2 separate regions of the Homo sapiens genome follow, and region 2 is linked to region 1. A link is an interaction called in ENCODE POLR2A ChIA-PET data of the cell type or tissue named here. Cell type or tissue: HepG2. All regions are shown on one strand.

Evidence for each region. ChIA-PET counts read pairs that join two places held together with the same protein. Peaks named below come from ENCODE experiments on the same cell type or tissue, not always from the same donor. Only the 100,000 strongest peaks of a DNase experiment are listed, where the experiment ranks them.
Region 2: POLR2A ChIA-PET joins it to region 1 with 7 read pairs; 5 of 35 experiments call an interaction of 5 or more read pairs at or near these places.

Annotation. Positions count from the first base shown.
Region 1 is chr10:100,036,488-100,040,487 of GRCh38, reverse strand. No RefSeq gene overlaps it. Among named protein-coding and RNA genes, the nearest start is that of DNMBP, 29 kb to the right of the region's middle. In HepG2, no CTCF peak of the experiment used is centred here; a DNase peak (open chromatin) is centred at 1,637.
Region 2 is chr10:100,099,328-100,103,327 of GRCh38, reverse strand. No RefSeq gene overlaps it. Among named protein-coding and RNA genes, the nearest start is that of CPN1, 19 kb to the right of the region's middle. In HepG2, a CTCF peak has its summit at 2,589 (motif pointing right); DNase peaks (open chromatin) are centred at 1,527 and 2,567; H3K4me3 peaks cover 853 bases.

The sequences.
Region 1 (4,000 bases):
TAAATCACCTAGGGATACATTTCTCAGAATGTACCCACATTGTTAAGTGACATGGTATGGTGATCCCTTGGCACCCAGTTGGTTCCAGCACCCTCTCAGATACCAAAATCCAAGAGTGCTCCAGTTCCTTTTATAAAATGGCATAGTATTTGCATTTAGCCTAGGTATATCCTCCCATATACTTTTAAGTCATCTCTAGATTACTTATAATACCTGATACAATGTAAATGCTGTGTAAATAGTTTTGTTATATTGTATTTTTACTTGGTACTATTTTTATTGTTGCATTATTTTATTTTTTGTTTTTCTGACAGCCTCACTCTGTCACCCAGGCTGGAATGCAGTGGTGCAGTCATGGCTTACTGCAGCCTCAATCTCCCGAGCTCAAGAAATCCTCTCACTTCAGCCTCCCAAGTAGCTGGCCAACATGGTGAACACAGGCACGTGACATCATACCTGGCTAATTTTTAAATTTCTTTGTAGTGATAGGATCTCAAACTCCTGGGCTCAAGTGATCCTCCCGCCTCTGCCTTCTAAAGTGCTGAGATTATAGGCATGAGCCATGGTGCCCAGTCTGTATTATTATTTTTTATTTATTTATTTACTTAAATAGTTTTGATCCAAGGTTGGTTGAATGGGAACCTGCAGATACGGAGGGCTGACTGTATTCCCATACCCATCAGAAAACATAGGTGCTCTAGCTGTGACAACTCGCCCTCCCCTGGAGGCCATTCGGGATTAGGATTAACACATAATTCATTTTTCTGTTACCTGAGCAATCTCTCTATCTGTGGTCAAAAAGAAAACAGAAGAAAATGTATCTTTTCCCACTTAGGGAATTCACTCCTCAGGTTAAAAGGCTAATTGTTTCTTTCTATTTTTTATTTCTTCCTAATTTTAATCCCATGTTCCTTGGTGCCTTTCTTGCTGTTATAAAGAGGCCACTATTTGAGAGGGTTTCCATTTTTCAATTCAGTGAAACTTTATACCTGAGGTTGCTGCATGCACTGTTTCCCAGATTGTCTGAATATCACTTACTTTGTGTTTAGGTTCCTTGGTACGAAGTCACCTGACAGAGCTAATGTTTATGAAATACGGTCACAGTACTTTCACTGGCATAGCCACAGAATTTTATTCATTCTTCCGTTTATTCATGCAGGGAACATATTTTGAGTCCTTGCTCTCAATAAATTCAGAAAATATAAAGAGGAAGAAGATACAGTCCATTATCTCAGTGCAGCCACAGGCTACTTGGGAAGGGAAACAGATCACTCCAGTATCTTGTAATAATTGCTGGGATTCTGTTGACTCTGGGGTGAGGACAGAAGCCAGTGGCAAGGGCCTTACTCTAGTCTTGGGAAGGTCAGGAAAGGGTTCCCAGAGCTAGTGGAGTCTAAGGTGAGATATAATGAGGTCAGATAAAGAGGCATTGGCCAGGTGGAAAGAAATGGGGGAACAATAGTTAGGCTGAGGAGACAGCACAGCTTGAGGCTCTTGGAAGATTTGCAGCTTGTTCAAGAGAGCTGCATGAAATTCAGCATGGTGGCAGCTGAGTGAGATGCCAGAAGCCAAGGCCAGTGGGGTAGGGAGGGACCAAATCATGAAGGACCTTTGAGCCATAGCACAGAGTTTGGACTTTATCCTGAGAAAAACAAGTAGCCATTGAAGGGTTCTGCTGAGGGGAGTGCAGAATCAGTTTAGAATGAGTGCCTGACTGCTGCCTGAAGAGCTGGCTGAGGCAGAGGGGAGACCACTAAAAGCCAGGAGAAAAGGTGGCCTTAGCCCGGGCAGGCAGCAGGGGTGGGGAACACCAGGAAACTCCAGAGCACTTCCTGCTAGCTCCCTAGGGCTTCTCTGCTGCTTTTGGACTTCCAGTCTGACTCAGATCCACCCTGCCCACCACCTGAGGATTTTAAGTACTAAAGGAGATGCAGATTTTTAAACCAAGCCCTAAAAACCATTCTTAGTAAAATGCACTCAAGCCAGAGGTGATTATACAGACCAAGTATTATATGGAAAATACAGGGTCTGGCTATAACCACATGAAAATTTCTCTGTGCATACAAAGGGCACGAAACCAGGACTCACAGGACGAGAGTGGGCAGGGTTGACAGGATATGAAGGAAGGGCTTCCAACTTTGGCCTCAGCCCTCTCCTGGCTGGTACCCTTTCTATTTTATAGCTAGAAAGTTACTTTGAAGAGGAAACCCTCTGCTTGGAATGCCAGCCTGGATAGGTGGTGTTTCCTAAAGGGGAAGAAGCCCCTAATGAAGGGCACAGGTTTTGGACTCCGACAGACGTGGGTTTTAACTCTAGCTCTGTTCCTTATTGGCTGTGTGACCTTGAGCAAATAACTTACCTTCTCTGAGTCATAGTTATTCATCTGAAGAAAAAAAAAAAAGAAAGAATATCTGGCCGGGCATGGTGACTCACACCTGCAGTCCCAACACTTTGGGAGGCTGAGGCAGGAGGATCGCAGGAGTTTGAGACCAGCCTGGGGAACATGGCAAAACCCTCTCTACAAAAAATGCAAAAATGAGCTGGGTGTGGTGGCATGGACCTGTAGTCCCAGTTACTCAGGAGGCTGAGGCAGGAGGATCGCTTGAGCTGGGGAGGTGGAAGCTGCAGTGAGCTATGATTGCATCACTGTACTCCAGCCTGGGCAACAATGTGAGACCCTATCAAAAAAAGAAAAGAAAGAAAAAGAAAAGAGGAAAAGAAAAGAAAGAACAGAAAAGAAAAGAAAAATGAAAAGAAAAGAAGAAAAAGAAAATCTACCTCACTGTAATGGCCCATTGAGTATACCTTGCCTGCTGTGTAGACAGAGGTGATTTATCAAGACGGGAATTGCATGGAGAAAGAGTAATTCATGCAGAGCTGGCTGTGCAGGAGACCTGAGTTTTATTATTACTCAGATCAGTCTCCCTGAGCATTTGGGGATCAGAGTTTTTGTTGTTTGTTTGTTTGGTTTATTCTTTTTGAGATGGAGTCTTGCTCTGTCCCCCAGGCTGGAGTGCCAGTGGTGCAATCTCAGCTCACTGCAACCTCCGCCTCCCAGGTTCAAGCGATTCTCCTGCCTCAGCCTCCCTAGTAGCTGGGATTACAGGCACACGCCACCACACCCAGCTAATTTTTGTATTTTTAGTAGATACGGGGTTTCACCATGTTGGCCAGGCTGGTCTCGAACTCCTGACCTCAAGTGATCTGCCCACCTAGGCCTCCCAGAGTGCTGGGATTACAGGTGTGAGCCACCGTGCCCGGCTTGGGGATCAGAGTTTTTAAAGATAATTTGGTGGGCAGGGTCTTGGGAAGTGGGGAGTGCTGATTGGTCAGGTTGGAGATGGAATCCTAGGGGGTTGAAATGAGGTTTTCTTAATGTCTTCTGTTCCTGGGTGCGACGGCAGAACTGGTTGGGCCAGATTACCAGTCTGGGTGATGTATGCTGATCCGTCGAGTACAGGGTCTGCAAAATATCTCAAACACTGATCTTAGGTTTTACAATAGTGATTTTATCCTCAGGAGCAATTTGGGGAGGTTCAGGCTCTTGGAGCCAGAGGCTGCATGTCCCGTAAACTGTAATTTCTAATCTTGTAGCCAGTTTGTTAGTCCTGCAAAGGCAGACTGGTCCCCATGCAAGAAGGGGGTCTTTTTAGGAAAGGTCTATTACCAATTTTGTTACAGAGTCAAACCATGAACTGAATTCCTTCCCAAAGTTAGTTCGGCCTACATCCAGGAATGACCAAGGACAGCTTAAAGGTTAGAAGCAAGATAGAGTCGGTTAGGTCTGATTTCTTTCACTGTCATAATTTCTTCAGTTATAATTTTGCAAATGTGGTTTTATCACTCTGAGTTTGTGAGGATTAAAGGTGCCGCCCTTATAAATCAGTCAGGAGGCGGAAGGCCAACCCTCACCCCACACTCTCCTCGGAGGATTATCACTTATCTGCCAGCGACATCAAGGACTTAGGGGTGCAAAAAGGAGCTTGGAGGTGAGGCATTC
Region 2 (4,000 bases), 63 kb before region 1:
TGTGGTTTTACCAGAATGAGGGCAAGGAACACCTGGCCCGCCCAAGGTGGAAAACTCCTTAAAGTCTTTCTTAAACCACAAACAATAGCATGAGGGATCTGTGCCTTAAGGACATGCTCCTGCTGCAGATAACTAGCCAAACCCATCCCTTTATTTCAGCCCATCCCTTCATTTCCCATAAGGGATACTTTTAGTTAATCAAATATCTATAGAAACAATGCTAATGACTGGCTTGCTGTTAATAAATACGTGGGTAAATCTCTGTTCAGGGCTCTCAGCTCTGAAGGCTGTGAAACCTCTGATTTCCCACTTTACACCTCTATATTTCTGTGTGTGTCTTTAATTCCTCTAGCGCTGCTGGGTTAGGGTCTCCCCTACTGAGCTGGTCTCAGCAGTCAAAGTTCATACAAAAACTTGCACAGATTGTTCATAGTGGCATTATTTATAATAACCAAAAAATGGAAAAAACCCAAATGTCCATTAACTGAAGAATGGATAAAATGTGGTACATTGATATAGTGGAATATCATTCGCCAAGAAAAGGAATGTAGTACTGATGCATGAACCTACAACACAGATAAACCTTGAAAGCATGATTCTAGCCTGGCATGGTGGCTCATGCTGGTAATCCCAGCACTTTGGGAGGCTGAGGCAGGAGGATCATTTGAGCTCAGGAGGTTGAGGTTGCAGTGAGCTGCATTTGTGCAATTCCATGTACATAAAATATCCAGAATAAGCAATTCCTTAGAGACAATGAATTAATGGGTGCCTAGGGCTAGAAAGTGACTGCAAATGGATACAGAATTTTCCTGGGAAATGATAAAAATATTCTAAAATTAGACTGCAATAATGATTGCACAATTCTCTATATTCTAAAAACCACTGAACTGTACCTTTAAATGGGTGAATTTTATAGCATGTGAATTATATCTCAGTAAAGATTATTACTAATAACACCTATCTTCCAAGGCTAGGAGGTTGGAGATTAATGATAATATATGTACAGTATTTTCCCCGGAAATTAGGAGGGGCTCATATGCAAATTCAAGTTTTTAGACATTATTTATAATTCTTTATAAGCCATTCTGTTTAGTTCAGTTTGTGAAATTCCAGGCTTAGTCACTATTCAGTCAATTAAAATTTGTTATATTTTTCTGGCATACTATTGACATGTTGGACTTCTATTTTTCTCTGAATTTAAGATGTCATCTGTTTTAAGACACACTCCAGTTTCAGAGACATAAAAATGTGAAAGAAGGAGTGCCTTAGAATCAATGAAATATAGTTGCCCCGCTACATGTTGGCCCATAGCCATTACTAACCCTGTTAATAGAGCTACTCAAAGTCTGATATGTGGCAATCCCTCCATCCCAAGTGACCAGATCATTTAGAGCCAGGCTCCTCTTTTCCAGTTAACCTCCTGCTTGATACCCTGTTATCCTCATTGATGTCATATCAGTAAACATACATCACATTAGCTTTTTTCAAAAGCAGGGAGAACCACTTCACTCCCGACAAAGAGGATTACACAGGTACAGGCTATTTGCAAATTAGGCAACACTGGTACACAGAATAGATTCAGAGTCCATGCATGCGTGGCTGCCATTGGCTAGAGGGCAGTCTGAGTCAATATGTCACTGAACCAACGACTGCCCTGTTGGAAGGAGAGTTAGTGGGGGCACATGGAAGAGCCGAGGTTTCTGGAACTCCATGTAGTCATTTCCTGCCCTGTTCTAAAAAGTCAACAAAATATAAATGCAGAGGAGACTGTTTATTCTTTGTTACTGCTTTTCAACATGAATACCTGTTATATGCCAGCTACAGAGTAGGGACTGGGAATCCAGAAACAAATAAGATGTGGTCCCTGCCCTTAAGGACCTTATATTTTAATCAAGGAAGTCACAAGCCAAAAATTATGGCACAATGTAATGTTTGTAGAGAAATATGTGCCGAGTTCTATGGAAATACAAGGGAAGGACACTAAAATCAGACACAGGGCAAATGATGGGAAAGGTTTAGAGAAAATGATGCCTGGATTTATTCTAAAACACAAATAGGAGTCAGCTAACTTCTAATTGGAGGGAGAGGAGATGTTCAAAAACTCAGAGGCTTTTGAAGACTGCAATTTGTTAGGTATAACTAGGAGGCGGGAGGGGTGCTGGAGAGGAGCAGGGCATGTAATGCTGGGAAGGCAGGAAACATCAGGGCCTGGCAGGTCTTTGCCATGTGAGGAAGTGTGGGCTTAACTGAGCAGAAAGGAGAAGCGATAAAGGATCTAAACAGTGGAAGGAAGGGGTGAGCAATAGACAAGAGGTGGTTTGCATTGAAGAAAGATCATGGTGGCGACTGCATGATGTGTGCAGTGGAAGGGGGTCAAATCCTGGCAGGAAGATAGATGATGGGAGGCAGTTACCAAGATCTAGGCAAGGATGAGTGAGAGCAGAACCGAGGCCGTGGCAGGAGATGGGGAAAGCAAGGGTCAGCTATGAGGATCAACACAGAAAACGGAGAGGGCTTAGTGAATGAGTAATCATGGGAAGTGAGTGAGAAGGAAGAATTTAGAATGGCTCCTGTGTTTTTGACTTGGGCAACAGGTGGTGCCATTTCCCAAGAGGAGCAACTATGGGTGAAGAGACACTGCATTCAGATTCAAATGGGTTGCATTTGTGGTCCCTACAAAATTGGCAAATGGGGAAATTATTCTAGCCAAGCCAATAAGAATTTAATAAATACAATGAACATATACATAGCACTCTACAGTTTATACAGAACTTTTATTGAAATGTGAGACATGACTGAAGCAGTGTGTGGTGGGGATGTGGGGGTGGTGAGTTCTAAGGGGAATTTATTTGGAGAGGAGGAGCAAGATGTTTGCAGAGAACACTGAAAATCCAGCACTGGATGCCAAGCGCGGTGGCTCATGTCTGTAATCCCAGCACTTTGGGAGGCCAAGGGGGATGGGTCACTTGAGGCCAGGAGTTTGAGACCAGCCTAGCCAACATGGTGAAATCCCTGTCTCTACTGAAAGTACAAAATTAGCCAGGTATGATGGCACACGCCTGTAGTCCCAGCTAATCCGGAGGCTGAGGCACGAGAATCACTTGAACCTGGGAGGCGGAGGTTGCAGTGAGCCCAGATTGTGCCATTGCACTTCAACCTGAGCAACAGAGCAAGACTCTGTCTCAAAAAAACCAAAACAAAACAACACAAAAAATTAGGTGCAGAAAGTATGGGAAATCCCAGAAGGGTTACAAAGCTGTGTTTAGAAGAAAACATGGGCTAGGAACAATGGGTCACACCTGTAATCTCAGCACTTCGGAAGGCCAAGGTAGGTAGATTGCTTAAGCCTTGTAGTTGGAGACCAGCCTGGGCAACATAGTGGGGCTCCATCTCTACAAAAAGTTTAAAAACTGGCCAGGCATAGTGTTGTGCACCTATAGCCCCAGCTACTTGGGAGGCTGAGACAGGTGGATTGATTGAGCCTGGAAGGTAGAGGCTGCAGTGAGCTGTGACTGTGCCACTGCATTCCGGTCTGGGTGACAGAGTGAGAATTTGTTCCAAAAAAAAAGAAAGAAAAGAAAAAAGAAAACACAAGAATATTTATTCTGGCAAATTCGAGGCAAAGATAGTGGGAAAGGGGAATTTTGAATTCACTTCCAACTCTTGAAACCAACTGAAAGCCAAGAGCAAAAAAATAAAAAAGAAACTTCTACTTTCAATAAACAGGAGAAAAGTTATAAAACAAAACCACGGAGGATGACTGCTGAATGAAATGAATTTTGATCCAAAATATGTGAGGATTCAGAGCCAACACATCCTTGTAGAGACTCTGGGAAAGAGATCAATTTCCCTAAGATGAAGTGCCGTGCTCCCGAGAAACGCATCAAGGATCCTCTGTGGGTGGACTGACAAGGTCTAAGGTCTGACTAAGGGTGGGGCAGACATGGCCACTGTTCTGCAATATCATTATCTCTATTGTAATGGAACCTATGGTTTTTAG